2 separate regions of the Mus musculus genome follow, and region 2 is linked to region 1. The links are chromatin loops, found by intact Hi-C in ENCODE. Cell type or tissue: heart. All regions are shown on one strand. Links, peaks and the distances in the headings refer to the core of each region. The heading gives the core; the rest is flanking DNA.

What was found. Hi-C counts contacts between places; a loop is a spot of excess contacts. Peaks named below come from ENCODE experiments on the same cell type or tissue, not always from the same donor. Only the 100,000 strongest peaks of a DNase experiment are listed, where the experiment ranks them.
Region 2: it touches region 1 in a loop (4-fold over the local background); 26 of 42 quality-filtered maps call a loop at or near these places.

What each region holds. Positions count from the first base shown.
Region 1 is chr17:7,860,725-7,876,104 of GRCm38, reverse strand. The region is part of intron 5 of Gm1604a (predicted gene 1604A); the gene reads left to right. Among named protein-coding and RNA genes, the nearest start is that of AU041480, 31 kb to the right of the region's middle. In heart, for the core only: CTCF peaks have their summits at 7,304 (motif pointing left) and 11,175 (motif pointing left); DNase peaks (open chromatin) are centred at 6,774 and 7,324; H3K27me3 peaks cover 2,741 bases.
Region 2 is chr17:7,917,863-7,933,242 of GRCm38, reverse strand. It overlaps Tagap (T cell activation Rho GTPase activating protein), which reads right to left and starts at 7,243. Exons shown (of 10, transcript NM_145968.2): 1 at 7,135-7,243; 2 at 6,307-6,387; 3 at 6,164-6,217; 4 at 5,810-5,876; 5 at 4,469-4,635; 6 at 3,798-3,959; 7 at 3,265-3,374; 8 at 1,676-1,871; 9 at 998-1,112; 10 at 1-360. The coding sequence starts at 6,333. All of the region lies in intron 4 of Gm1604a (predicted gene 1604A), which reads left to right. In heart, for the core only: CTCF peaks have their summits at 3,767 and 5,190 (motif pointing right); DNase peaks (open chromatin) are centred at 5,242 and 7,302; H3K27me3 peaks cover 2,409 bases.

The sequences.
Region 1 (15,380 bases), core at 3,780-11,779:
TTAAGGAGCACATTCTTGCGCATGCCCAGTTCAAGGTCGTGGTTTAAGTAGGCAGTGAGCACATTTTGGGGCGTGCTTAATCTGAGGTCACGGAGCACATTTAAGAAATTAAACTGATGGTCAGGAATGCTTCCTGGCCTGCTCAGCTTACATCGTAAAGTTTTAGTTGAAGACAGAGGAAAGGTGCCTATGGCCCATTCGTATAGGAGTTTGTTTGCCTTTAGTGGCTGAGTTTGGACTCAATCTGTTCTGTATTCAGGAATCTTCTCCCGGGGGAAGTGACCAGTTGTTTTCTTGTATCTGAGGTATAAATAAGTCCCCACTAGAGAGGAATACTTAGTCTTTTCCCTACTCCCCTCGGAGTCTGCCACGTCGCCTAAGCAACATTGCCAACCTACAAATGATTGGTTGATGCCTGAGGGGGCAGTGGAAATTGCTAGAAGTCTCCCCGTGTCCAAAAGCACACATAGGAATTTGAGCCCAGTGCTCTTGCCAATTGCTTATACAGAGCTAGTAAGCCAAATCTTCCCTCCTGTGCTAACGGTGTCACCTAAAATACCTCGTCCCGGACAGTGGTGGTGGTGGTACAAGCTCCAATCCAGCCCGTCCCAGCCTCCTGTGATTATAAAGACCACGAAAACATCCAGCTGATATGAGGGCTGCTGCTGCTACTGGCAAAATGGATGAATGTTTGCAGTTGGAGGTTATCAACCATACTGAGGGTGAAGGACAGAACACTTGTCAGATTCATATTCGTCTGACTCGAGAACATGTATACGTAGCAAACCACGCCCAGGAAAAGGCTTCCTCCCGTGAGCGCTTTGCTCTGCCAGGTGGACAGCGGGGAGGGTGCTAGCCTGCCTTCTTCCAGCCTCTCTCTTCTATTTTCCTTGCCCCCCCCCCCCAACCATCCCCTACCCCTTTCTCTTCATTCCTCTGAGATCTCAGCTGAGCCGTACACTCACAGGGGATTTACTTTTCTGACACACACAGAGACCTGAAGTGAGTGGTGTCACCAAAAGAATAAAGAAAACCCCAAACTTAGCGCCTCGTGTTAACCGCGTTTCACAACAAAGGCTGCCAGTGCCCTGGCTGACAGGGAAATTTTAAAAGTCATTGAAGTCGGAAATGTGTGACGTAGCCAATAGCAGCTGTGTGGAAACTGCTCTGCCCGTGGTCTTTCTACCAGTGACACGTTTCCACAGTGGGGCAGGCTGGGGGCTATCTCATTCTTTCAAGCTACGGAAAGTGGTTCGGTGTGTGGCCAGACCTGGTCTGTGGGAGCTTTGAGAAAGCACTGGAGAGGGAAAGGCAGAGTGTCAGAGGCGCCCGTGGAAGGGGTGCAGGGGAGCAGAGAGCCCAGGTAGGGCCTAAGCCACCGGGACTCCCCTCATCCCACTGTGGGGGTCTGGCATAAAGGAAGATGTGGCGATTCAGTATGCCAAGTCCCGAGTGCCTTCGCAAACAGAGAGAAGCACAGTTAAACTGGCTTCAGACGTCTAAAGCCGCAGTGGAGACCTGTTCTTGGGGCCTAGGGCTGGAGACCACAGATGTGTGTCTAGTCTTCTGCAGGGCTTGGGGGTCCCTGCATATGGAGACCCTCAGTGGAAACCATGCACCCTCCGTTCTCCACAGCTCCTACTGCTGTATGCATATCTCTCTCTCTCTCTCTCTCTCTCTCTCTCTCTGTGTGTGTGTGTGTGTGTGCGCGCGCGCATGTGCATGTGTGTACAAGCTTCCTCTTACATGAACTATGTCCAGAGTGTCTGAACTCTCCTGGCTCTTTCTTACTATCCATTTCCAAGTGGTGTGTGTGTACACACACATGCTTATGTTTTGAAACTTCACACGTGCTAGGTCAGAGCTCTATCACTGAGCTATACCCCAGTCCTCTGTGTTAGTTTTTACTTTGAGACAAGATTCCCTTAAGTCGCCCAGGCTGGCCTTGAACTCACTCTACAGCCTGGTCAGGCCATGAGCTTTTGATCCTCTGGCGTCGGCCTCTCTTGTAGCTGGGGTGATAGGCACCAGCAACCAAGCCTGGTTCGTTTTCAAACCTAAGGCCAACTTTGCACCACCGTCAGAGGCTACCTTCCCTGTTAGGCTGCCTGGCGTGTGCTCTTCCCTCTTGTTCTCTTCCAGTTCTCAAAACGCTCTCCCAGATTCAGGCCCGCGTATGGCAGAAGGAACTAAGGGAAATCAAGCAGCCTGCTGACCCCACAGCTGTCACGTGGAACGACGCTGTGGTACCAGAGTTTGTCGTCTATTGGGGAATTTTCTTTCTCCATGTGTCCCACATCCATTCTCCGGACTGCTTGCAAACCTATCACCGGCCTGCATGTCTGTCTTCTCTGTCACACATGCAAGCGGCCTCATTCATTCCCACCGCCAATCCTCTCTCACTGTGGCCAGCCTGAAGCCAAGCCAGCCCCTGTGTGGAGATGGGGGGAAGCAGTTGGTCGGGGAAGTCAAGGGAATGGCAGGGATCCAGCCAGGCCCTGCCCTGGAACAGTGACAGCTGCAGTCCTGGGTGGCATGCCTGGGCTCACTAACTGTCGCTACAGCCTTTTCAATGTTGGAACAGTCTTGGACAGATGGGAATGTTTGCCGAACTGAAGAGGTCAGCCCAAAAACTTTGGAAAATTCCACCAGACCCCTCCCCTCCTGAAAGAGAAGGGTCATAAAGAGCATAGGCACCCCTCCCCTCTGGAAGGGCGGGGCTAATTACAGTCCTCAGACCTCAGGGAGGTGGGGCTTACCACTGGCCACCTGTGGGTGGCTAGGGGAGGCCCAGAGCTCATAGACACATTCTGTGACCGTTGGCCACCTACCTCATTCCCTAAAGGCCAATCAATTTAAAAGTTACACTGTTCTGCCAATCACATTGTGCCTAATGGCTGCTGCTTTCAGAACTGTATAAAGGCTCGCTGGATGGGCTGTGCGTAGCTGTTCTCTCTCACGTGTAGGACGGCCCCAACATGCTGGAACAATAAATCCCTCTTGCTTTTTGCATCGATTCTCCACTCCATGTCTTTACTCAGGGAGTCCCCAGTAAGCCAGAGTCTTAGAGAACACCTGCTGTGTGCCAGCCAGAGAATCATGTTCAGCTGAAACAGTGTAACTCTCACCGGAAGTGCATGGGAGGTCCTGTTCTGAAGTTCTAGAATGGACGCTGTAAGTTCAATATAAAGTGTGCTCCAAAAGGCTAGTAGTTTGAAGGCTTGGTCCTCAGATAGTGGATCGAGTGGCCATGAGGAGTCTGACTTCCTAAGTAGACGTATAACTCCACAGCATTATTGAGTGGCCGTCAGAAGGTGAGGCCTGTTTGAGGAGGGACATCATTGGGGGTGTGTCTGTGATAAGCATCTTTTGCTTGTCCCCTGCTTTCTCCTCTTACTGGTTACCCTGAGCAGAGCATCTTTTTCCCGTGACCATGACACTCTGGCCTCACCACAGTCCTGAGAGCAGTGGGTCCAGCTGACCAAGGACTGAAACCTCTGTTACCCAGAGCCAAAACAAATCTTAGCTTCTCTTTTAGTGTTTTCTCTTGGGTATTTGTCACAGTGATGTCTGGTGACCTCAAAGACAAACATAGTTACGATACCATCAATGACACTCCTGACTGGGTATAGCTTTAAGATATATTTTACTTTGTTGATATTTTGATCTTTTATTAAAATGGTGTCCCCTCTCCTGTCCAAGAATGCTACTTATTCTGTAATGTGATTTTCTGTAGTGATGCATGGTTTTTAGATGGTTCTGAATTCAAAGCACTTTGACCCTCACACCTTACTTGATTTCAGTGTTCATTTTTCTCTGGAATGGGACAGGGCTTCTTAATTTTGTGTAGAGACAGTAAAGAAGGTCAGAGAAGAGGGCAACAGAATGAATGAGGGAAGGTTAAGGACTAGACCATCATTCTGGACTGCACACTGAATCTAACCTGTCTGAGATACCAGTTGCTGGCCTCCGCTCATTGCCACCAAGCGAGCCTCCCACTTGTGTTAAGGCCAGATGGAATGTTCTCTTTGCAGCCCCTAGTTGCTATGGGGTGGGTTGGCTCAGGGGAAATACCTCCGGGCTAGCAGACACCCACACACGCGTGAGTGGCAGGAAACAAAACCCAGTCGCCTGCATAGGAGTGTGTGCAGGTCTAGCCTGTGCGGGTGCCGGGCATGGGTGGGCTGAACAGTGTGACATTTCACTTCCCAGTGGAGTCTTTTGGTGGAAAAGGCTTGTAATGTAAATTTTGGGAAGAGAAGCCAAGTGGGAGGCACGGGAAGGCTCTAGCGGAGGTAGCAGCCCCTTATCTGACATTGTGATACTTTGCTTTCTTTGGAAAGGATATGTTGGCAGGGGGTCCTCCCCCTGAGTTTGTGTGTGTGTGTGCACACGTGTGCACTCATGTGCAACTGATTCTCAAAGGGCTCTGATGCCCCTCTTAATGTTTTAAGCTTTACCATTTTTATAGGACTCTCATGATTGTATAAGTAACATGCTGTGCCCAGGGTGGGGATGTTTTATCCTTCTTAGGGGACTGTCAAGGAGCAAGTCAAATGGCATTTTCTGGTGTGCTTTGAAGTGTCATGGTATTTAGGACAGGCTGCCCACCTATTTGGAGCACCCTCTTCTACAGTGACCAACTCTGGTTGGTTTATCAGAACCTAACTCAATTCTGCTGCCTGCTGGAGACTCTGAGGGCTCACCTGGTACCTTATTCTTAGAGTGCTCAGCACTCTGTCTCTAACATGCATCTCCTTGTCCTGTGGTGACTGTTCACCTGTCTCTATACGGGGACACTCCTTGACATATTGGTTTTTACCTCCCTAGTGTCAACCACTGTGCCAGCTAGATCGTTGTTTGATCGGCAGTCTGAAAGTCAATCTATCAGGTACATCTATGAAGCTAAATCTCAGCTAACTTTGGTCAGGATTCAAAGTGTGATTCACCCAGACTCTTTAAATGTCACTAAAGGTCACCACTGACATTAGGGTGCTGTGGCCCCTGAAGCAAACAGTAGAACCTTCAGCCAATCACCAGGGAGCTATTGTGCTTGGAACTTTTTTTTTTTTAAATAGAGGTCAGTGGCTTGCCCGCTCCTCCAGGAGATCCAGAATGCCATTTGCTTGGACTTAAGCCAGAGGCCATTTACTTCTCCAGCCTGATTCCCTTGCGCTCAAGTCTGCAGAATTTTGTACTTAGTTGCTATGTCATAGCATGGCCGTGAGCTCAAAGGAAACACACAGACCACTTGGCAAGACAGATTTCTTTTTTAGGTATCTTTAGAAACTAAAGAGCTCAGAGCCTCTACCCTCTAATTACAGACTGCACCCTACAGCATTGGTGAAGCTGAGCCTGGCTATGGGGACAGGCACTGAGTCCACCCCAGAAGCAGCAGCTGGGTAACTTTAGTGTCCCTTGGTTCTTGAACATTGCTTGACTCCTCAATTCCCTTTTTTCCTACTGATGTTAGCTTATGTTGTAGAACGATGTCAGGGAACCTCGGGTCAGAGAAGCTGCCCGCTGCATCAGATCAGCTGCGCCTGCTTGCAAGAATCCATAATTACAGCATTTATAGCCTGTTCCCATTCTCTCTGGGGCCGGAGTAGAGGGGCTGGCAGTCACGGGAGCCTATCCACTCCTCCAAGCCTCTCGTCTGCAATTCTGCTTTAATTGCAAGAGACATCCTGATCTTGGGAGACAACAGAATTTGTAGATTTGTAGGCTGCAGAAATGAAAGGGGCCCCGTCTAGGCAGCTATGGGGAAGCCATCATCCATGCTGGTCAAAGAATTTGCATGTGGCTACAGTAAATCCTCCTCCCATCCATGCTCTCTGAGGAACCCCAACCTACTTTTTAGCTGACCAGGGTGGACACTGGCAGAATCTGTTCTTTGCTGTGTTGTTAGGACCTCACGGGGAGGGGTGATATTGTCTCTGTCTCCCCAGGGAAGGGGTCTTCACAGTAGTTGTGATGCACTGTAGCATCTACAGATACCTTGAAGCCTTTGAAGTGTGAACACCTTATGTCCCGGGTCCACCCTTTTGGCTTCTCTGGCTGTGTTGTAATCTACAACGTTCAAGCTCAAGAAAAGCACAATTCAGTTATTGAAAAAAATGCAAAAAACCCCAAAACAACAACAAAAAGCACCCCAAAACAAAACAAAAGAACAAAACCAAAAACCAAAACCAAACCAAACAAACAAACAAAACCCCTTTCCTCATGGCATTTTATGTAGGTTTATGATTTTGTGTTGACCTACAGTTGTCCCTGGCCTGAGGTTTAGACATCCTGGGACATATGACATTTATATATTCAAGTATTTGGTTCCTTGCTAGTAAATTGAAATTAACCTTAATCCCATTTTAAAAAAAAACCAAATCATTTTTATTTCTTAATTATGTATCCGTCAGATCTCCTAGAAATACAGGTGGTTGAGCCCCTGGGATGAGAACCCAACTTGGAGCCGTTTTGAGAATAGTGCATGCTCTTAACTGCTGAACCATCTCTCCTGTTCACCTCTCCTGAAAGAGCTTCTGTGGATTTGCCATGTTCCCTGTGAGATGCAGAAGAGAGCGGGGTGTTCCCAAGTGACGATAAGTGCTTATGACCCCAGGTAGACCCACACACCTTCGTAGAGACTTTATTGACTCCCAAGCCTCACTCAGACTTTTGCTCTAATTTCTCTGCTGTCTGGGGAGCTTTGGGAACATGGCGTACAAGTGGTAGCTGAGGAGAGGAAGTTCCTGTCGCTGTCCCAGAGAATCCGACCCCATCTTTCACATCCTCTTTGCATTCCCCAGGCCCTCTGACCGCAGTCAGGTCTCCACTGCATAAGGCTTCATTCAAATAGATCCTTAAATGCACCAGTCTGTCCTCTGCAGTCTCTCTTCCTCTTCCCTCCTTTCCTCTCATCAGTGCCCCAACATCTCTCTATCCCTCCATCCTGCCTCAGTTACCAGAAGCACCCCGCCTAGAGACTTCTGCCACTGAGATCGGGTGGTGCCCTCAGGTTTTTCCTTGTCTATGCCCCTCACCCCCACCCTGTACAGATGTCCTGGGATCAGAGGCTGCTGGGAATGGGGGGGGGGGGAGGGTGGTGTGGACTTCTCCACTGCATGATCTTAATTTCTATAGGAGGAGAGACAGCAAGGAAGACTGTTTCTGTCCCAGACTGCAGTGGCTTTCCTGTAAGGGCTCCCAACAGCTGTGCAAAAGCAGAACCTGTCTAGACTGGGGGCTCCCAAGGCTGGGAAAGAGGTTGTCCCAGCGGTGAGTTCTCCGTGGGGGAAAGAGCAAGGTCGCCCTCTACAGGCAGCAGTGGGCTCTGTTGTATCTTCAGAGTTGCTGACTTCTCAGCTCTGCCTGTGTAGACATGAATTGGTGTTGAAGGTAGCCTGGAATGGGGCCTTGAGAGAATCCCGGGGTAAAGAGGGCTGCAGTGTAGTTCTTCTGAAGCCACTTTGGCCTTCTCGATGTGCCCCACTGCCAGGAGTAGCGTCTGTGTTCTTCTTGGCTCCACAGTCATGCCGTTTTAATTTCATCTAACTCCCCCCATGCAAAGGGCTTTCTTTAGGTAAGAACCGAGGCTTTGGTTTCATCGAGATCAGTTCTGGGGTTCCTGAGTTTCTCACCATCTGTGTGACCCACTCACTGCCCAGGACCTCGTTGCAGTAGTAGCCGGTGTATCCCTGCCCAAGGTGAGCTCTGGGAAATGTCGAGACTATTGAGCTCCGTTGTTGTGGGCAGCATCTGACCTGCGAGTGCTGAATGCTCAGATGCTGGGACAAATGTCTGTCCTGCTTGGGGCAGGTGAGCACTTTAACAATCTCATCTTTAGGGCTATCCATCGAGAAGATTGTAAATAACTGCTTGCTGCTTTTGTGATTTTTTTTTTCCCTTATGTTTGGTGATTCCTTTTGGGGCTACATCCACACGGTGCCAAAAGTACCCAGGTAACTCAGTAAGCACCTCTCAGATCATCCATGTAACATGTGTGACGCTCTCTCCTCCTTACCCCTTGCCCTGCTGGAAGGGAGTTAGCCTAAACCAGAATAAACACGTTGATCAATGGTACCCCAGCACTCACACCAGTGATGCAGGGTCAGGGATATCTGTCTGCTTGGAGGATCGATTGGTAAGGGGTAGATGGAGAATTGCCATGAGTGTAACCATGTCAGAAGCATCCACAACAATAATTTAATAAGCTATGTCAGTTTCCTTGGTTACAATTTCCCTCCAGTGTTAGCCATTGGCCATCACAGGTTCTTTGATGCTCATCTTAAATACTCATATCGACTCAGAACACACATTCACATCATTCAGTGTGTAGATATATATGAAATCCATATCAATGTACATATGTGAAATATAGATGTATGTATACACATATACGAGGTATATAGAGATGTATGTACATGAAATATTATAGATGTATGTATATATACACACATATGAGATATATAGAGATGTATGTACATGAAATATTATAGATGTATATATACACACACACATATGAGATATATAGAGATGTATGTAGATACACAGGTTACCGAGGGTAACGAAGCCTCGGCTGACTTCCTGAGGGCGGTGGCACATTGCTGGCACAGGTAAGGAGCGCCATCACAGGGTCAGATATTAACTAATCTAGTTGGAAAGTTGCTACAAGCGTCAGGCTGAGCTGCAGAGGCACAGAACTGGAGCTGGCCGGTCAGACACAACTCAAGGGAACAAACATTGAACACTGGACCAGGTGGAATTTTAGACCCAAAGACAGTAGCAAGTTTTCTGCTGGCGAGTCCCTTGTAGCACACCGCATGGTTGGGTGACTGGTTGGCAGCGTCATTGCCAGTGTAGTGTTAGGCTCCATTCCTTTCCTGGGGTCCAAGTGATGGCCTCGCCACCGGCTGTCCCACTCATCCATCCCCTTGCCCTGAGCTCCTGTTCCTTCAGACTGATGACTTTATCTCTTCCAAGTGACTTGACCTCGCGCCCCCCCCACCCCCACACTGGTGTTTCAAAACAGGGTTTCTCTGTATTGCCCTGGCTGTCCTGGAACTCACTCTGTAGACCAGGCTGGCCTGGAACTCAGAGATCCGCCTGCCTCTGCCTCCTGAGTCCTGGGATTAAAGGTGTGCACCACCACACCCAACTACGCCACCTTACAGCAGGGGTTAGGATGTTCCCTGAACCTTTACTGGTCTTACCCATTGCTCTTTGCAAAGAAGCCTGGAAGGCCAGGCTGAGCTGCTGCCCCACTGCACTGACTGGGGCTTCCCAGTTCACAGTAAGACAGAGGTCATGTTCTCTTTCTCCTTACACAGCCCCCTTGAAACTCAGGATAAACATTGGGACTCTGTCTGATGCCCTGGATTGGCTGCAGAGGGGGTGAGGGGAACCAGAAGGGAGGAGTGCCTGAAGGAGGATCCTGGGCTTGAACCTGTGAGCCCAGTGCACCACTCATTCTCCCATAGACACTGACTCCCCTCTGTCGCAGGGTTCTCCCTGTCCAATTCTATTAATGCAGAGGAGGTCTGGGGGAAAGGGAGGCAGAGCCAAGAGTTGCAGGGAGGGGGGAGGGGGAGAGCGAGAGAGAGAGAGAGAGAGAGAGAGAGAGAGAGAGAGAGAGAGAGAGAGAGAGAGAGATATCTGGAGGAGAGAGAACCAGAATGGAGGCTGACGTTCTCAAATGGTTAGAATAATTGGGTTAAAGTTTTATCATTATCAATTGGTTCTGAAATTATTGTATTGACATCTTGTAAATTGTGATTTTTATTGATATATAAGTCTAATTGGTTAACTATAAGCTTAGTCTTCATGCTACTAGGTAATTAGGCGTTGAGATGGCTGACCTGGGGCTTTGTGTGGTAGAAAGAGAAACTCACCCCTCCCTCCCAGATGGCCAGGCGGGAGCCCAGTGGCTGAGAAAGAGCCTGAGACAAGCAAGTGAGATAAGCTGACAAGGGGGCTAGCTCCAGAGAGTTGGCAGAGGCAGGGGCAGGGAGTGTGGCCTGGCCCTGCTGAGAGTTGGCAGGTTCACTTTTTTTTTGACATTTCCCGAAACCCCCCTCCCTCCCCTGTAAATTCGATGGCTGTGTTTGCGTTTGCATTTTCCTTGCTCTTGAGATAGCCAGTTCTCTAAATTGCATCTTTTATGAAAGTTTACGTTCTCATGAAAGGAAATGAAATTGTCAGAGACCAGGTGGGAAACAATTTAGGGAGGTAGGCGAAGAGTCATTGTCCCTTTCTTGGGACTCAAAATATTTCTGCTACTTTGCTTCTAGAAATGTATGGACAGTGTTGCTTCTAAAGTCACATTTGAGTGCTTGCACTTGATAGGGTGGCCCGCAAGGGCAGGGACTGTATCTTCTTATTCCATTCCAGAGCCAGCCTGGCACAGAGTAGTTTTTGTTTGTTTGTTTGTTTGTTTTGTTTTGAATACAAGCGTTTCTTTCTATGAACGATGAAGTGGGTGCCTGGAAGTGACAGAGTTTCAGAATCATGCCAGCTCCGTGCACCCTTCTTTGTCTGGCTCTCTATCGCTGGCTGAACTCCGAGTGGGTGGATGATGAAAAGTTAACAGCTTAGAGTTCCCTCATCGCTCATGGTACTGCCTTACAGATAGGCTGTGCTGAAGAAGGCGCTCCATTGTAGAGAGGCCACTGTGAGAAGCTAAGTGGTCTAGAGAGGGCTGGAAAGTCTTCCTGGAGAAGGCCCATTAGAAACAGCAGTCCGGTCGGTCGGGAGGCTGTTTCTAATAGCCTCCTGGGAATAGACCAGGAAGTTTGAGTTCCAGTCCCAGACTGGAGAAACAAACGGATAGGAAAGCGGCAGCATGAGGACCGATCCTATGATCCTACATCAGGAGGGATCCACCCCCCACCCCCACCCCCCCAATGTGGATGTGGCCTCGAATCCCTCAGTGTGTGCATCCTAGCAGCAGACCCTCCTCCCCTGCCACAATCCTTCATCTCTCCATCTTTGTTCTTTCTGAACAGTGGTGGGTGGAGAACTTGAAAAATGCTCTCTTGCAGGGCCTTAGGGTGAACTTTATATTTTCACGTTTTCTTGATGTTTTTGGGTGCACCTCTGTTCCTACTCGCTTCTCACTGACCTCCACCGCCAAGAGATTTAATTACACTCTCCGAGCACGATGCGCCTCCTGCTGGCAAGAGTCTGTAATTACAACACCCAGTGGCCAATTCTATGTCCAATATAAGACTTAGCAGTTTTCAGGACATTAAAATCAAATGAGATGACATGACAAACCCTCATCTGATGTGACTGGTGTCCTTGTAAGAATAAACTAGGACGGAGATGTGGTTGCAGACTCAACTGTAGGCAGATGCAGGAATGTCACCTTCTACGGGGCAAAGAGGGAAACTCACAGAAGAAGTCACTGTAGCCAACACCTTGACTTTGGATTTCTGACTCAAAGCCGGGAGAAGACAAACTTTGATGTCTTGGTGCCACCATCTGTGGCACTCTGCCGTGTGGCCCTGGAGAACTGGCTCATCTGTGTTCTGCTCTGTGCCTTCCTGTCTCTCAGCAGAAGCCCAGAGCCATCTCTGGTTATCCCTGCGTCTATCTTTGGTATCCAGAGATGCTACTTTCCAGCGTTCTTTGCTGGTGTGATTTTTGCCCTTTTTCCTAACTACTAGACAAAGATAAAAACAGGATTAGCAAGTGATGTGGGACACCCCTTCCTCTCAGTTCGGCTTGAGTGTCCTGGGAGTCAGCTGACATTATTTAGGCATGATATACCGGCCTCCAGTGCACAGCATGTTAAGTTTTTACAGGGTACTACTGGCTGTGTGGGTTCCTCTCTGCCGCTTTGGATATGGTAAGGTGCCGGGATTTTATAGGTGTGCGATCGTTTTATTTTTGAATGAATAATGTGTGCTTATGAGGAAACGGAGACTCCAAAGAGAATTCTGTGGGCAACCCCAGCCTTGGGGACATACCGAGTTTGTCTTTTCCTTGCACATGGTAGCTTGTTCAATAAACACAAGTAAGAGAAAAACCTCTCTTATTTAAGCAAAAACAATGAGTTTCTAGTAATTTCCACCCACCTCGTGCATCACTTGCTCAGACAGTTTCAGGGTCAGAGGTGGGGAGCAGCAGCTCTCCTAACAGGGAAGGGCCGCCCCCTGTCTCCCGATGGAACTCTGCTTCCCTCTGGTGGCCAATTCTAGAACTGCAATGGACATTTTGGAGGTGGCCACAAAGAGGTCAGATAAGTGTATTTTAAAGCAGGAAAGTATAAAATATACTTATTTTAAAGTAGGTACATTTTAAATCCCCTTAAGAGTCCAGTGGCTAGAATATTTTTCTAGCTGACTGTTGAAATAAATTTGGGAGGCTCTGAATACTATTTGAGGATTGGTGGACATCTAATAAATATAAGCAGATTCTGGACTGTGAGGCTGACCAGTTCTTAATGACACACTGTGCTATAGTTCTGTTCATAATCTGTGTTTGTGTTCCCGGCCACAGTGGTGCTGAATATTACAATTTAATCTTAGGAGACTCGGGAATTTATGGACTTCCTGTATCAACAGGAGCCCGGCAGTTTGGAAGCAGCAGAAATGACAGGGTGTGTCACCTGCGTTGGGCTAGGCAGCGAGAGACAATGGTCAAGCCACCCACCCAGAGGGACGGCCAGAGGGATGCCAAGCCAGTCCTCTGTCCAGTGTGCCTGAAGTCTCAGGCACCCCCAGTCCTGTGTATGTTATGTGACACTGGTTCATACACATGCATGGTAAGATTTAATTAATAATTAGACAGGCTAAGAGATTAACAACAATAACCAATAGTAAAATACACTCATTATGGTGTGATAAAATGTATGTGAGCACACTCTCCCTCGAATACCTCAGTTCCTCGTTGTGCTTTAGTCGTCCCCCCCTTTGTTCTTTTCCTTTCACCCACAATGTCCACCCTCCCCCATCCCTCCCTCACCCTTCCTCCCTCCCTTCTTTCTTTCCTTAGTTTTAACAGAGGGGTTCACTTTAGCCCAGACTAACCTAGATCACACTATGTAGCCCAAGCTAGCCTCAAACTTTTAGCAATCTCCCTGCCTCAATCTCCCCAGTGTTTAATTACAAGCATGAGCTACTATGCCTGCCTGTCTAATTTTTTTGTTTCTCTTTTCTTTTTTCTTTTCTTTTCTTGTCCTTTCTTTTCCTTCCCTTCCCTCCCCCCCCTTTTTTTTCCTTTTTCTTTTTTCTTCGAGACAGGGTTTCTCTGTGTAGCCCTGGCTGTCTTGGAACTCACTCTGTAGACCAGGCTGGCCTTGAACTCAGATTTGCCTGCCTCTGCCTCCCAAGTGCTGAGATTAAAGGCGTGCACCACCAGTGCCAGATGTCTGGCTTATTTATTTATTTATATTGAATATTTTATGTATTTACATTTCAAATGTTTTCATCTTTCCCAGTTTCCCCTCCAGAACCCCCCTATCCCATTCCCCTCCCCCTGCTTCTATGAGGGTGCTCCCCCCCCCACTCCCACCTCACTGCCCTGGCATTCCCCTGCACTGGGGAACCAAACCTTCACAGGACCAAGGGCCTCTCCTTCTAGAGGATGCTAGACAAAGCCATCCTCTGTTACATATGCAGCTGGAGCCCTGGGTCCCTCCATGTGTACTCTATGGTTGGTGGTTTAGTCGCTGGGAGCTTGGGGGTGGGGGTGGGTGGGTTCTGGTTGGTTGATATTGTTGTTCTTCCTATGGGGTTGCAAACCCCTTCAGTCCTTTAACTCCTCCATTGGGATCCCCATGGTTGGCTGTGAGCATCCGCCTTAAAGACAGGATCTCATGTGTCTCAAGGTGAGCTTTGAACTTGCTGCATAGCCAAGAATGCGCTCCAGTTTCTGGTCTCTCTGTCCCTACCTCCATGGTGCTGGGGTTGCAGGAATGTATACCACCATGCCTACTGTAAGGTGCTGGGAGTGAACTTAGGGCTTTGCTCATGCTTGGCCAGCATTCTACTGACTGGGCTCAACCCCAGACCTACAAAAACGCTTTGCATTGCAAATATTACTGTAACTGAGTCTTCAGAGAAGGGGGATCTGCTGTGTTTCCTTGTGTGCTAGAAGCCTTTACCATCTCTCCAGCCCTGGTAAAGGTTTATTTGTTTATTAAATGCACATGCATGCTTTGCCTGTGTTTATCTAAGTACGATGTATGTGCAGGGCATGAGGAGGTCAGAAGGTGGCACCTGTCGGATACCTGGGAACTGCAGTTTGTGAGTGACCATGTGGGTACCATGGTGGGACAAAATCCACAAGAGCAGCATATGTTCTTCATCTCTGAGCAACCTCTCCAGTCCTTAACTGTATCTTATGTGTTGTTAGAGTAAAAATGAAAGAACCCACCAGGCGGTGGTGGCGCACGCCTTTAATCCCAGCACTTAGGAGGCAGAGACAGGTGGATTTCTGAGTTCGAAGCCAGCCTGGTCTACAAAGTGAGTTCCAGGACAGCCAGGGCTATACAGAGAAACCCTGTCTCGAAAAACCAAAAACAAACAAAAATGAAAGAACCCAACCTTCAGTTCAAGCCCGCCCCACTTTTCTCAACAGCTTACAGGGGATAATGAGGCCCTGGCCAAGGAGAGCACACACTTACACGTTAGCCTTGTAAATGGTCTAATGCACAGAGCAGTAGCTAACAGTGAGTGCAGGTGGGGACTCTGTAAAGCTTGATAACTGAGTCTGTCAAAGTAAACCGACAACAGACAAGAGGAAAATAAACGGTTATATTAATATGCAGGCGCATGGCAGGCACATAAAGTAAAATACAAGAAGGCTCAGAGAGCCAGAGCCAAGAGAACCCCCTTCCCAGGGAGAGTGAGACCATGATTCCAGCTAGAGAAGGGGAAGGGGAAATGATTTTAGGATTGAAGAATTAGCATAGGAGGGGGCGTGGCCCCTGGGTGTGGCTACGCTGTCTTGTTTAGGTTTCCAATCTTCTGAGGAAACAGTCTTTATGGGGGGTGGGGGGGGTGGAGAAGGACACTTTAGGGGAGCAATCCAGCACAACGGTGTGACAGAAGTAAGGGTGACAGCTGCTGCGACAGCTGCTGAAAGACCTCAGGCTGATTATTTAGTTCAGCATAACAGGATACCACACGCATGGGGGTGGGGAGCTGGTCTGTGTTACTCTCTATCACCCTTTATCCCCACCCCCGCTATTTTACCCCTATCTCTAGATAAGAGAGAAAGAAGGGTAGAGGAGAGACAGAGAGAGAGAGAGAGAGAGAGAGAGAGAGAGAGACAGAGCGACAGAAACAGAGGTCCCAGAGTCTAATATTTTTCTTTTTGTTTCTTCTTTGAGCACGACTACTAACAAAACACAACCAAGCCTGCCCCAAAATGACCAACAA
Region 2 (15,380 bases), core at 345-8,344, 61 kb before region 1:
AGGGATCTTCAGCTTCATCGCCTTCAGAACAGGAGGCGTCCTGGGACAGAGTGAAGCTGTCCTCACTCCTTGCTAGCTTTTGCTTGGATGTTGGGCCCACGAGGCACTCTCGTGAGGGTGACATGTTGGGTTCAGAGAACCGCCTGTCTTGTTGGACAATGGAGCTTTTCAGCCTGACTACCATGCTAACGCTGGACTCTGAGCTTGACTCACAGGTGTCCCGTTGGCCCCGGGTATCCAGACCAGCCATTGTGGGAGTGGGACCCTCCAGTTGCCTGTTGGGAGAGGCTGCGCCACTTGTGGGCTCCACATCTGGGTCATTGCTGTCATAGGCCGAGTCATTCTGCAGAGTTGACACGTCTGGGGAAAGTTAAGGAAGAGCTGAGCATTCTGTCCAGGCTCTCTTAGCGAATACCCTATTTATACCAACGATGCTTTGGTGGAAGTGTACTGGGGCCTGATCCAACAAGAAGCTGATTACACTGAAACTTTGCTTCTGTCTAAAATGGTCTTTAAGTGGTAAGAAAGTGGGAAAAATAAAATGGAGAAGGAAGGGAAAGATTCGAGGAAAAGAAACTGACAATGATAATATTCTCTATGGTCTATTGATCTGAATTTGTAACATTGGTTTTTCAGGTAGCTCTTATATAGGCTCAATGTCCATTTTGATGGACTCACATTCCTTTGCAGAGCTGGGATTTCCTTACTCCAACCCATAGCTGGAGTTTACTTAATAGAATCAAGAGCTATTCATGACTCAGAATGAAAAGGAAAAAATTCCAGATTGTGTCTGGTGTCTGGTGTGTGTGTGTGTGTGTGTGTGTGTAAGTATATCTAATAGCGAGACCTCTGTGGTTGGTGACTTCCTTACAGAATTCTGACTTGTGAAGGTGAATCCTGCTCTTAATACCAGGGATGCTTCACATTGCTGCATGGAGCACCTATGGCCGGCAGGAACTTCTCCCCAGAACCACACTCAAGTGAGAGTGTTCTGTACCTGAACTGTCAGTGTGTTCCAGGGAGTCGTCAGAAGTGATGCGGGAACGCGTCCGAATGTTCTCCCCAAATATCTCAAAGCAGTTGTCGATGAGGAATTCCACCAAGATCTTAACCTGTAAAACAAAGAAAATAAGCAGTTTGTCAGCTTAAGTACATTCATAAAAAAGGAAGCAAAGAATGAGGGCATATCGGGGTCAACTATTCAGGAAGTGGCAGAATTAAGACTAGCTACTTTCATGTGCCTGAAAAGCACATTGGAATAATAAATACACTTTATTATTATACTTTTTGAGGCTTTTCAGAATAAAAAAAAAAGCTTTGAAGTAACTGTGATTTCATTTAAGGAAGTGCTTGTCCAGAATTTTAGCTGAACAGGCAGAATGTGATACACAGAAGAAAAAGAACAAAGTGTTTTTTCCAGCTCTGTGTGTGTGTGGGGGAGGGGTAGTGCTGTGTCTGTTACTCTGTCTCCCAGGACAACAGAGTATGCATACATTTGGTGCCTCTGCAAATGCAGGTTTCTATGAGCGTGGAACCACAACACACGCCGCAGTTCATACCTCCACTGCGGCCCCTGAGTCATTTGAGACACTCAAACCACAAGCATTTCAGTGCTTGGCTTTTGCAGAGAGTGGGCTTGTGACCAGTGAGTTTCTCCTACTGAGGCAGGACATACCTTATTGTTCAGGTCCTTCTGGGCCTGGAAGGACAGGCTCTGGTCGTTCTTCAGAGTGAGCATGTTAGGCCCGATGCAGATGGCGAGGTTGCTGGAGTCCATCTTGTTGACCTCAGCGTTCTTGCTGATGAGGTGGAGCACGTAGAGCAAGTGCCTGAGCAGGAGAAGGTTGGGCCGGGGGAGGCCACCAGCAACCCTGAAATAAAGTTGAGGGATGATGATTTTCATGTAGTCTCGAAAGGCTCCACCCACCCAGACCTCCTTAAAAGCAAGGAAGGTGCATTGTCACAAGAAACATTGTGAAACTCTCATTCAGGGACTCCCTGTGGTTGTAGTGGGGCCCCAACAGCGCCTGTCTTTATCACACACAGGGATGCTGGGTGTGAATCAGAGCCCGTTTAACTGGCAGTCTGCCTTCCATTTTGAAAACAATTTTGTTATATCATTAAATAACTGCATCAGAATCCTTTCCGAGACCCTACGAGACCAGCTTCCTCACACCTTTTCAAGGCTAATTTCCAGATGAAGGTCACCACCCATTTTCACATTATTCTGAGAAATCTTTAGAGAGAACTAATCTATAGAAGCTTGTTTATAACTAGACAATGCTCTAGTGATAACAAATTATTCTTGAGTTAGATTCTTTACATTTTGATATTTCAAGAAAAAAAATGAAGTGATTCCAACACATGGGTCCTTTTCATTTCTTGGTGTTATTTTCAGAAAAGACTTTGTGTGCAAGCGTGATAATCATAGTGTTGGGGGGGGGGCAGAAACTATCCCCTTTCTGGAAAATATTTCATGGCAAATACTCCGCCGGCCATGGGGACACCTCTTGCGTATCAATGAGCTTAGGGTGCTGGTATGTTAACAGAAAGCCTCTGGGAGTCTCAGAAATGCAGAGGTCACACTTCGTTTTTCATTGCTAGCTATTAGAATTTGATCTTCTCTCTCAAAAAAAATTTTTATTAACCATAAGAATGCAGTTTGCTGTGGAAATGTATGAATAAAACAATTTCTCCCAAGTTGCTCTGTGGTGCCATAAGGGTTTTATGAAAGAACAGTTGTTGGCAGGCGATGACATTAAGGTTAACTCCGATCTTGTTGGCTAGCCTTTGGTAAGGCATTCAGAGTTGCTCTCCTGCCTTTTAAAACTACTCCTGTGCTTAGGTTCCCTCCGTCTTGGGATCTATGAGTCCTGAAGCTTACTTTCTGCTCTTTAAGAAGAGCTTCCTCTCGTTTGGGTAGAACTGCTTCCTTTAAATACTCAGGGCCTTTCCTGGCTTCCATGCTGGATGGGATCAGATGGGCACTTCCACTCAGATTCCCCGGACCTCACAGTTTCCGTGAGACAGAAATCTTTTGTTTGTTTGTTTGTTTGTTTTTCGAGACAGGGTTTCTCTGTGTAGACCTGGCTGTCCTGGAACTCTCTTTGTAGACCAGGCTGGCCTCGAACTCAGAAATCTGCCTGCCTCTGCCTCCCGAGTGCTGGGATTAAAGGCATGCACCACCATGCCCGGCTGTACTTGCACAGTTTTATGAAAGATCGAAGATGGGGCCCTAGCCTCCTGCAGTGCCAGAGGACTTACTGCTTCAGGGCCTCGATTCTGTCCTCCTCGGTGGGCTTCTCCAGGGCGCCCATCCAGTCCTCAAAGAGATCACAGGAGAGTAGCTTCAGGGGTATCCCTCGGAGGAAGTCCTGGAGGGAGAGAAAAGTGCGCCCAAGTCACATCGCTGGATTTTCTTCCTTTAAGGAGCCTCTTCCAAACACGCACAGTACTTAAGAAGCCCCCCTTTCTCCCCCCTCCCCCCGTAACCAGCATAGTAAGATGCGCTGTTTCTAGGTAGGTGAAATCTGGGGAGATGGGATTTATGAATGAATTTGGCCAAGGGGCAATCAAATAATGTTTTGAGAGAATTTCATGCCACCCTGTCTATCGGAACCTGGGATCATTGAAACAGAGGTGCTTGTATGAATAATTGAAAGTTGAACAGAGAAAAAAACCCTAAACTCCCACCAGCTGGCTTTGCCTGCAGGGAGCAGTGTGTCAGGTCCGGGTCTCCTGGTGAGTTTGTCAGTGCGCCCTCAATAGGCCATCTAGTGTAAATGCCTCAGGCTCACCTTGAAGACCACAGCTAGGAGGTGCACAGGGAGCTGCTTCAGATTCACGGAGACCCCACAGTTAAGCCCCTCCTTCAGCTCCTTGCGGGCTTTCTCGCTGGCAGCTTTCCTGAATATCCCTTCCGTTGAAGGACCTTTAAGGCAGAGGATGGTGAGGATGTCCTGCGGGAGCACACACGACATAGAAAACAGTCACTTGGAGACACCCGCCACTGCTGTTAAAGCGCGGAACCCTACCTGTAGGCTCCTGTTACAGGAGGAGAGACTTCGAAGCTAGCCAAAGCCAGCACTACCAATGATGCCTTTTTACTCATTTTTCTCAGAGGAGGTAAATTGTGAAGGGATTAACTTTGCACATTTGAAAATTATTTGGAGCCCCCTCTTTCCTCTCACATGCTTCCGTAGAAACACTAGTTTACCCCCACTGCTCCCTCTCTGGTGAATTTTTAGAAGTTACAATCCACAAGACAGAGGACTGAGGGAGGGCCCATCATTTAGAGTATATTGATGGATACAGCCGGCAGATGGCTCCTCTCCTGCATTGGACAGTGGGGTGGGGGTGGGGTGGGGGCTTTCTTGGAAGGCCAATGCCCATCATGCTCAGAATTCTCACAGACTTTTCAGGTCCCACTGGAAAGGGGAAGTAGATTTATGGGTCCACACACACCTACCTGGATGGGTCTGGGAAGTGTGTCGTTCTCCCCACAGATGATCGACAAGGGTTGGTCAAACAGCGACACTTTCAGCTCTGGTTCCAATGACCCAGAGAAGTCGGATGAAGGAGAGAGCTTTCTCATGAGAGATGGCCAGGACAGCACTTTCTTTCTCTTCTTAATTTCTGTAGCCAAGGAAACAAGGAGATAAAGAGAAAAATCTATGTTAACAAGCCAAGATCCAAATGAGACCATGGATGTTGGCTACATCATCTCCCCTATAGCTTGCCGCGTTGAAAAACAAAAGTAAAAACCAAAAAACAAAAAACAAGAGCCCTCAAAACCAACCTTCTGTTTTCAACCTACTGTTGAAAATTCGAGAAGGCCAAGGGCATGAACCGTGGTCTAGAAAGATCAACCCCAAACCACTACACTGTTGTCAGGGTAGCGAGTCCCTAAACATCAACACCAGTGTTCCTCAAAGGCCCCACCTTTCCTGTTTTTATGCGCACAGCTTTTAACTACAGAAAAGTAGCGAAATTTCAATGGTGCTGGTCAAAACCACCCATTTTAACGTATTCGTAACGACTACAAAGAATGTATTTCTGATTGATGGATAGTATTTTAATTTATTTCTTTGAATGTGAAAATTACAGAGAGGAAGTGTTTTGCTTCCTTTCGAAGATCTTTTAGAAGATTCTGGGTAGGGCTGGCTGTTCACCTCCAGTCCCGTAGATACTACCGCTAGAGGGCGCTATGTCACCCAGGGAATCCTGCTATCACCCAGACCCAGCCTTATTTCAGAAGCTTGGTTCTCCAAGCAGGTTGCCACGAAGGCTTGGCACTTTACCAAGTACCCGACCATTTACCTATTTTGTACCAGCAAGAGGAAGAGAGATAAGAATGAGAGGCCCATCCTGATACTTTGGGAGGGGTGGTCAGATCTGATGCATATCGTAATGAAATGTGTTATGAAAGATGGTAAGAAAGGATGCCTGATTCTTTGATGTTGTAGATCAGCAACAATTGCCTCACGGGCGCTTAGGTTTGGTCTCCACTGGAGAAGGAAGCAAGCGGTGGGCAGGGCAATGTGTTTCTCCAATGTGTGCACGCTTCCATCCTCAAAGCTTACAAGTTCTAAGACTTGGCAGCCCGCTTGGAAACCCCGTGTGTCCCTGGGCACTGGCCACGGACAGAATCTCCCCTCCTACAGCTCTGGCTGTCTTAGTCAAGGGTTAATGTTCTGCGCTCTCTCAGAACACTTAGAAAACCAAATCTCAGTAAAGTAAAAGCCCTGTGGTTTGGCAAACAGAGCACTAGTTAGGCGCACAGGAGAGATCAGTATGTTTTCAAACTCACCAGTTAGCTGGCAAATGCTGTCTTCACTCTCACATGATGTCAGCAGGGGAGGCACTTTGATATCACCCTGAAAACATGCATTTCAGTTAAAATAGTGACACCCAAAGACATCCCATCTTTCTCCATAAAATGCACATACGGCCTTTTATTCATCTTGAAAATTAAGTCAAATGCATTGATTCTGTATTTTATCTTCTCAGATCAACATTATTTTGGAAGATCTCAATAGACGTGTTTAGTTTATAATCTGATATTCATCTCACACCAATAATTAAATAACCCAAATGAGTAACAAAAGAATGTCTTTTATCTAATTACAGTGCAAATAAAAAGTTTAAAACATTACTTTCTTACCTCTGACTGACATTCAATTAATGTCTCCATGTTGTTAGCATTAAGTGTTTTTGACTAAAAGAGAGGAAAAAGAACATCAGCGAAGGTCCTTCAGCCCCTGTCTGTGGACAAGATGAATGAGTAGGTGCAAAGGACTTACGTACACCATCGAGACTGCTTATCAGCTTCATTGGAATGGAGACTGACAGTCCAAGAGGGGGGTCCACTACCTCGAGGCTTTGATCCTGTGTACAACAAATCATAAATGAAAAGAGTTAGAAAATAGAATAACTAGTCCAGTCAAATTCAAATTTCAAAGTCAGTTTGAAAAAACAAAAAACAAAACAAAACAAAACAAAAAAGGACCCAGAGCTTAAAGCTACTGGATAGAAAAGTGTTCACCTAAAACTGGGCTCCCACTAAGAAGCATCGTTGAGAATCTCATCCAAGTTTTCATTGTGTCTTATTCTATCCAAATGAAATAAAAATTCCTACGACTCCATGAAGCAAGATAACATCAGTCTTTCTTCCTAAATGTCACCTATGATTAAGAACAGCCTCTGAGAAACTTAATCCTAAATTCTTTAAGCCACACGCCTTTACTACTCCCAAACTTTGTTACGAGTTACTAAGTTCCCATCAGGAGAGCCTGAGTACACATTACAACAACCAAGACTTGCTTTTCTGAGTGCTCGCACATACTATATTAAAAGCTCTGCACTCTCATGAAACCCAAGTAAGACAGAAATTTACCTCCAGGACAATATATACAGTGTACAGAAACAAAAGATAACATTTACAGAATCCCTAAGCCCCCAAGCTGGCAGCTGACACACAGCCCCTAGCATTCTCCATTCAGAGTCCTTCTAAGGCTGACACATGTTTCTCAATAGAGCTGTTTTTAGTGGCACTGGCCCCTGACACTTCAGGGACCCAAGACCCTCGACCCACAAGGCAGTTTATGTTTTGTCCTGTTAATCTACAGTACTTACCAGCAACGGTCTTCAGCCAGAGCTCTTTTTACCTCTGGCGAACTGTGGAAAACGGGAGACACAACATGACACTCTGACCCTAGGAGTCCACCCACAGAGACAAGGCACTGGGCCCTCAGCCTCGTGTGCTGAGTGTTATATGTGGCGGGGGCGGGCAGGTGGAAACTCAGAATATTACTGGGGCCGGAAGGAACATCATGGGTTGTTACACAGCCAAAGCCAGCCAGAGACTGCTCTGCTCTCACTTCCTCATTCCTTTTAGGGCAGCGCCGGTTCTTTCCAAGCCTAACCCCCCTAATTCCCACCCCCCCCATTTCAAAGTAAAAATGTCTACAAACTACTAGGAGTGGAAACCATGACATATTGAACATAGGCAGTGGCTCTGGTTGATGTCAAAGGTGGTGTGTGCAGGATGAGAAATTTTATTATTCTGTGTGTAAACATCACTTTCCTTTCTAGTTGTTCCTGCTGGCCCCTCCCTGCTCTGGGTGTCCTGTTTGGGTGCTGTTCCCGGTCACCCACCATCCTCTCCATCCAGGACTAGATATCAATTGGCACATCTAGGTGCAGGGTGTTGCTATAAAACCAGGACGGAGATGGAGGGATGACTTCCCCTCTTTGAAAATTACCCTCGAAAGCTACACCAGTTTCTTTGGAACTAGGGGAATTGCCCATTGAGAAATTCATTTATTTCTCATGTAGAGAACCACTGCCCTAAGTTTATTGTGAAGTACGGAGTCAGTCAGATGGGTACAGATGTGTTCATTTTAGGATCAACAACTTTGTAAAGGGAACAAAAAGCGTCACATGTTTGTCAACATGGTAGCATCTTTGGAAAATCTAGAAGAACACAACGGTTTGAAATGCAGATGCTGCAAATTATATTGCATGTAAAACTGCCCTCCAATCTGGCATCTTCTGTTGTGTCACCTCCTCTTCTTCCTTCGAGATCAAATCAGGTCGTGTGTGTGTGTGTGTGTGTGTGTGTGTGTGTACATGTGCGTGTGCGTGTGCGTGTGTGTGTGTGTGTATTGGCATCCCACCTCAGAGCTATGGCTTTGAACATTCCACGGATAATTTGATGTTTGGCTCTGTAGTATTCCACAGAATTGTCTAAGACGTTATGTTTTTGGAGCTGGAGATTAAAACCTGCCCCTCAGAACACACTCTGCCTCTGAGCTGCACCCCAATCCAGGATTGGTGTTGGGCTTCTCTAATGTCAAGGACACTGCTACTTTGGAGAAAGCCTTCTCTCCTCACCAGACAGAAGGCTCTCTCGATGATGTGAAAATGGAGCCCACTTTACAAGGTTTTTCATCTTAATTCTGAGCCGTCTTCTGAGTTATAGAACTCTTAGCCTGAGCATCTGCAGCATCCCCCAAAAAAACAGCTCAAACTTTTCTTGAGATGGAAGGTTCCCGTGCCTCGGTGTAAACACTGGCCTTGGGGACACCAGCCCTCATTCTTGGCGTTACCATGAACTCTGAATACCGAGGTTAAAATGTGAGCCCGCTAAGTCATACCTAACACCTTTATATATGCCACATACTTGTATTTCAAGAGCCTCACTGCACATAGTTATCAGCACTCTTAGCTGAAGTGGGCCTTCCTGTGTCACAGGCCAGACAACTAGAGCTCCTCTGGCCATAGCTGCTCAAGTCACTCAGCTGGGCCTTCTAATCCCGAGCGCCAAAGCAGTCTATGCTTTCCCTCAGGGTAACTTCAAGTGGTTCATTTGTCTATACCCGCTTTGTCAGGTCAGGGGCCCGCATGAGGGACACTTAGCTAGCAGAGACGCAGATTTAGGGCACAGTCCTGAAACTTCAGAATTATTATCACTTTTGTTAGTAATAAATAAAACGCATTTCGTACCGTCAATGATGTGGTGACCCACAGAAACAGCTACAGCAACAGATTTGTGTGTGTATATATGTGCTGTGTGTGTGTGTGTGACATGTATGTGTATGGTATGCAATGCCAGGGTTCTGTGCAGGCATGCTTATGGAGGCCACAGTTAAATGTCTTCCTGTGTTTTATCTTACTTTTGAGACAGGGTCTCTTTACTGGACTTAGAGTGTCTACCAATTTGTCTAGATTAATTATCCAGTGACGCCCCTGTCCATTCCCTGCCCATGGCTAGGGTTATAGGCGCCTACTGCCTTGCTGGCTTTCCCGTGGGTATCAGGGATCCCAACGCAGCTCCTCACGCTTGTGAGGCCATGGAGCCATTCTTCAGACCCTACATTGACATTGAGAGTTTGTGTCTATAACTCTCCACAGACCATCCATGTCCAGCTTTTAGTAACTGACAGAGTTGTTGAGTTACTAGTTTCCCCTGCCCCCCCATCCAGCAGTAACCATGGCAACAGAAAAGTGTAACCTGGGACCTCACATTTGTAAAGCAGAAGAATGTTGGCTTTTATAGAACCCCACTGTTGATAACAGAACCCATCGGAAAGACGTTCAGCAGTATCAGCAGCCCTGGGGAGTCCAACAGTCCACACCTAATTAACAGACAAGTTTGTGGGACTGTTAGATGATGTTAGAGATGGCAGATGGTCCAGCTGTGGCACTGGAGAGTTCTTCCATTGGTGTAGTTCTTTCCAAACGCTATGCAGTAGGGTAGGGCTGGAAATAGAGCTGTCTGAGGAAGACAGGCCTGCCCCTGATTCTGAGAAGCTCACAAGAGCACTGATGGCAGTTTTCATAGCAGTAGGAACATTTGTAAAGACAGTGTGACACTCGGAAATATTCTTGTCTTTATTTTTTTAAGATTAAAAATAAGACTTATTTCTATTTTGTGCGTATGGGCGTTTTGCCTGCATGTATGTATGTATGCTATGTATGTGTGTGTGTGGTGCCTGCAAAGAGGGTGTCAGAGTCCCTGGAACTGGAGGAATTGGACTGTAAGGCTCCCTGTAGATGCTGGGCACCAAATCCGGGTCCTCACTAGAGCAGCCAGGGCCCTTAACCGATAAGCTCTCTCTCCAGCCCCTGTCACAGTTTTTCAAAGCTGAAATGATATATTCGTTTGTTTGTGTATGTTTTACATTTTCTTTCTCTAGCCCATTTCTTTGAAGAACAAGCTTGTATCCGCCTGCATGACGTTTTGTCTTCAGTTGATGGGAAGGAACCCAGATGGCTTTTGCAGGGTCAGGTTGAAGAAACCTCCCCGAGAACCACACTTGTAACCACGCTTCCAATTCTAGGACTCTCTGCTGTAGGGGTTGTGCCTCACACGCTGTGGTGTGTGTGTGTGTGTGTGTGTGAGTTGTGGGCAAGTGCCTTTGTTCCTTCTCCAACTTCCAGTCTCAGTTACCACTTCTGTCCGGCCTGCGGTGCACAAGAGCTTGTGAATCATTAACCATGAATGGTTTGCCCTCCCTGCCTGGGAAGCAACCACCCAGGGCAGTGGTTCTCAACCTGTGGGTCATGACCCCTTGGGTGGTGGTGGCAAATGACCCTTCCACAGGATCACACCAGATTTCCTGCATAACAGATACTTACATTCCAATTCAAAACAGCAGCAAAGTTACAGTTATGAAGGAGCAACAAAAATATGGTTGGGGGTCACCACGACATGTGAGACTACAGTGAAGGATCGCAGCATTGGAAAGATTGAGAAACACTGGCCAAGGGGCAGATCCTTGTATCTCTTCACCTCTTTCTCATTCCCATCAACAGCTCTCTGCACAAATTCCTGCTTTCCCAGAGTTCATGGTTTCCTTCAAGAATTCAGCACCACCTGTCTTAGGGTTTTACTGCTGTGAACAGATACTATGACCAAGGCAAGTCTTATAAAGGACAACATTTAATTGGGGCTGGATTACAGGTTCAGAGGTTCAGTCCATTATCATCAAGGTGGGAGCAGGGCAGCATCCAGGCAGGCATGGCGCAGGAGGAGCTGAGATTCTACATCTTCATCTGAAGGTGGCTAGCAGAGTACTGGTTTCCAGGCAGCTAGGATAAGGGTCTTAAAGCCCACACCCACAGTGACACACCTAGTCCAAAAGGCCACAGCTACTCAAACAGGGTCATCCTCCAAGTAGTGCCAGTCCCTGGGTCAAGCATATACAAACCATCACACCACTCCAGTGCCTGGCCACCTACAGATTGACATATTGGTCAATCTTCTTGAAAGTTCAAGTTATGGATGATTGTAAAGGGGAAGGCAGCCTCTCCTATAAGTTCTCCTGATTCCTGATGTGAGCATTCAGCCTACTGCCATCCTCTCAAACCATCCTCCAGTTCTCTGCATCTGATAAACTGAGAGGAGGTTCATCCCAACATCTGCCTGCGGGAAACCCCACCTTGGCCCTGACCCTAGCTGAAGTTCCGTTTCCTCTACCAAGAGACTCTGCCAGGATCTTCCCCCCTTGAACAGAGTCTCTAGAGAGCAGGAAACAGTGGACACTTTATCCTTAGACATTTCCAGAATAGGCTTTTATGGGAGTCACACAGCATGCCACTGTTTTTCTACAAAGACCTTCGAAGAAATGAGGACATAGCAATTACATTGAATTTCTCAAGATTAAAAACTGCGGGGATGGACAGATGGCTCAGTTGGTAAAGCCATGGAAAGTCCAGATTCTCCACTGTCCCGGGGATGTCCTTGTTAGATGACACATAAGAGGTCCTAGGAATCACGACTTAGTATTAAGGTCTGAGGTTGGGAAGCAACCACAGTCTGGTTAGCCTTATGGGCCCTGGAGCTTGTGAGAAATAACTTGGATTCAGTATGCGACATAATATCCTGGCCTCCCAAGGATTTTTTTGTTTTTGTTTTTGTTTTGTTTTTTAATATGGCGACTTCTTACCTGCAAGTCCCCTAAGAACTGAGGACTGTTGTAGAAATATTTAATCTCAACCAGAAGAGGAAGAAAAAGCCGTGGGGTAAAAAAAAATCTTAAAAGCATGGGCCATGAAAGCTGGCCAATTGGAATCAAGAGCAGCCCAGATGGAGCATAGTAAATGATAACTCTGGAAAGCTAGGTGATAGCTAAGGAAAGTAGATTCCAATAGCACAGAGGGTAGATATCTGCCCAGCTTTAGTGCTGACAAAAGCTTATTATAAATTAAAGGTCACGCATGTCTTTTATTTGGGAATTGAATAATCAAAGGCAAGGTAGAAGCCCCTAGGTGAGATTAAATATTTTTACAACATAGGACAGTTAATAGGAAGGCAGTTAACAACAGGGGGAAGGTTTTCAACAGCCCCTGAGGCTCAGAGTAAGAGCCTACACAGGAGCACCAATCTGGGTCACAGCTCTCTTCTCTTCTCTTCTCTTCTCTTCTCTTCTCTTCTCTTCTCTTCTCTTCTCTTCTCTTCTCTTCTCTTCTCTTCTCTCTGGTAGGAAAAAAGTTGTCCTCTATCCAAATTTTAACTCTTTATTGAACAAGGATTACTTAATCTTCTCTGACGTTCTCCTCCGTCTGCAGATTCTTCCTTTGTGCTCATGAACGACCATGGGTCTGCAGTTACCAGTGCACATGGCTCAGATTTCCACCTCAGATATTCCCATAATTCATTTGTCTCTGTGTCAGGATGTAAAATGGCCTCGATATAAAATAATATCTGAAGAACTCCATGTATTCAGAAAGCTGGCTTGAAATCCAAGAGAGGTTAGGACAAAGTGATCTTTTAAAATTGCCTTTCTCGGTTATTGGGATCCAAATGAAGAATTAAGAAATAAAGCATCCTGCAAACGGGGCGATTAGAATCTGAGCGGTGGATGTTTCAGACGTCCCCAGTGCCACTGGCAGGGTCTCAAGTCACAGCATCCATCACTCGAAGAATCCAAGAGGCTCCCCCTCTTCTCCCCCACTTTTAAAATTTCTGAGCCCATTTTGACCTGAAAAAAAAATGAGCAAACAAACCATAATGGTAGAAAGGTTACCAGGGCACCCTGATGCCAGTCCTCCCTGTGCAAAGGAGTAACGTTTGGAAGAAAAATGAAACAAAAACACCAGCAAAATGGACAAGTCTTTTTTTGTTGTTGTTGTTAGTAACTTACGTGGCATGGTATGCTTTAAAGTCTAAAGGAGAAATGTAGAAACAGTGGAAACAAGTTTGACTAGTCTTTTGAAGATGTTTACTGTAGTCTAGTTTAAGGCTTTGTTTGTTTTGTTTTCTCTTCTTAGCATTGAATTCTTTTGTCTTCTGTGTGTGTGTGTGTGTGTGTGTGTGTGTGTGTGTGTGTGTAGGGGGGGTTACCAGAGGTTTTATTTTACTATTTAAAGGCTTGTTTGTTTGTTAGTTAGTTAGTTAGATTTTTGTGGGGGAAAGGGTCTTGCTACATAGTCCTGGCTGTCCTGGAGCTTACTGTGTGATCCAGGCTGATCTCAAACTCACAGAGATCCAACTGCCTCTGCCTCCCGAGTGCTGGGACTAACGGGTGTACCACTGTGCCCAGCCCCCGACTTAAAGTTTTTTAAAATGTTTTATTTTGAACATACGGCTCTTCTCTCAAGTTCTCAGTCTTACTTGGGAAGCTCTTAGCAATGGGCTCTGATGGTAGATGCAGGGGGTTGGGGGTATAGGCAGCCACTAAGCAGTACTGTGCAGGGAGTTGGGACTGGTGAGTGTCTCCCACAAGAGGCCAGCCTGGTAATAATAAACCTGACATGACAGGCCCCAGAGGGGAGCTGATGGATGAGCCCAGGGTGAGGGCACATGGGGACTGTCTGTGGGAGTCACCTGGGTCCTCCTGGAATGGCAGAGAACAGGTCCCAGCTGTGATTTTCGGGGTCCACTACTCCTGGGCTCTTGCCACATAAACAAGAAGCCTAGTCTGACTCCTCCTGCCCTTGGTCCATAAAATTACACAGGAAACTTTTGAAATCATTAGACACAGCTGTGTAAACGCACATCTCTCTTTTATTCTCAGATGTTGACTGGAAAACCATGAGCACATATCTTCTGTGTTTTAAAGTTGTGTGTGTGTGTGTATGTGTGTGTGTGTGTGTGTGTGTGTGTGCATGCACACACACACACACACACTGGCTGGAGGCACATGTAGGCCAGAGGTCAACATTGACTATCTTCAATCTTCAATTGCTCCCCACTTTATTGTTTTGAGACATGTGCTCTCCCCTGCCTCTCCTCCCTCTCTCTTTCTTCTTCCTCTTCCTCTTCCTCTCCCTTTCCCTTTCCCTCTTCCTCTCACCTCTCTCGCCCCCCCTGCCCCCCGCAATATACTACAATGGCCTCCCAGTAAGGCCCACCCCCTGGGGCCTTCTATCTCTACACCCCCAGTTGGATTATAGCTGCATGCTACTTTGCATAGCTTTTCATGTGGATGCTACAGATCCAAACTCAAAGTTCTCACACGTGTGGAGTGAACAAGCACTTGATAGATGGAACCATCATCTCTCCAGGTCCACAACCCCACATATGACATTTCACTAAGCTTTGACATGTATGTGGGCTCTGGCAAGTCTCAGAGGGCAGCCATTTTTCAAATATTGTTTAGTGCTGTTCAGAGTGGAGTGTGTATGGCAACCTCCTGAGCCGTACATGCAGGGCCTCATCCTAGAGCTCTTATTTTGGCAGGCTTGGGGTGTGCACGTCACAGAGAGTCACCTGCAGCTACCTATTGGAGCCACTGACACTCTGGTGTGCTTTGTTAGTGTTTGGGAGTTAATTAGTTCCCTTGCTGGGTTACTCCCCCACCCCATTCAGAGTTGCTAGTTTCACACTTTCCAAATTTCCCTGCTTTCCAAATTAGACTGCAGGCCCTCAGGATGGAGGAACTCATTCTGACCCAGGGACCCGAGTCCCTGTTATGTCTTCCCAGATAAATACACGGGGGTTGTTCCAAAGGCGCCCTTCAAGCTTCTTGGTTAAGAACAATCACCAGGACATTTGCTAGGTGACTCTGCTTGCACTCTTAGAGCCCAAGATGGGCTAAATGTCTACCTAAACAGATGTCATTAATTTTATCTCTTTTCCAACCTCAAATAAATATGGCATTCTGCTATCGCCGAGTCACTCCCACTTTCCCTGGGCTAGGAAAACCAAATGAACTGCAATTGTGTCAGTGTGTTCTGAGCCTGAGTGTCCCAGGTGGCTACCCTTCCCTCACCACTTAGCACTCCATAAATGGCACTCTATGATCCCTGGACACTGAAAGACAAGATTCCTTCATCCACGAGGACACCGTGTGTGTCACATTAGGTTTTTACTACAGATATTGCATGCACGTGATTAGACAGCATGGTAGATAGGGCATTAGTTGGCTCTCTCT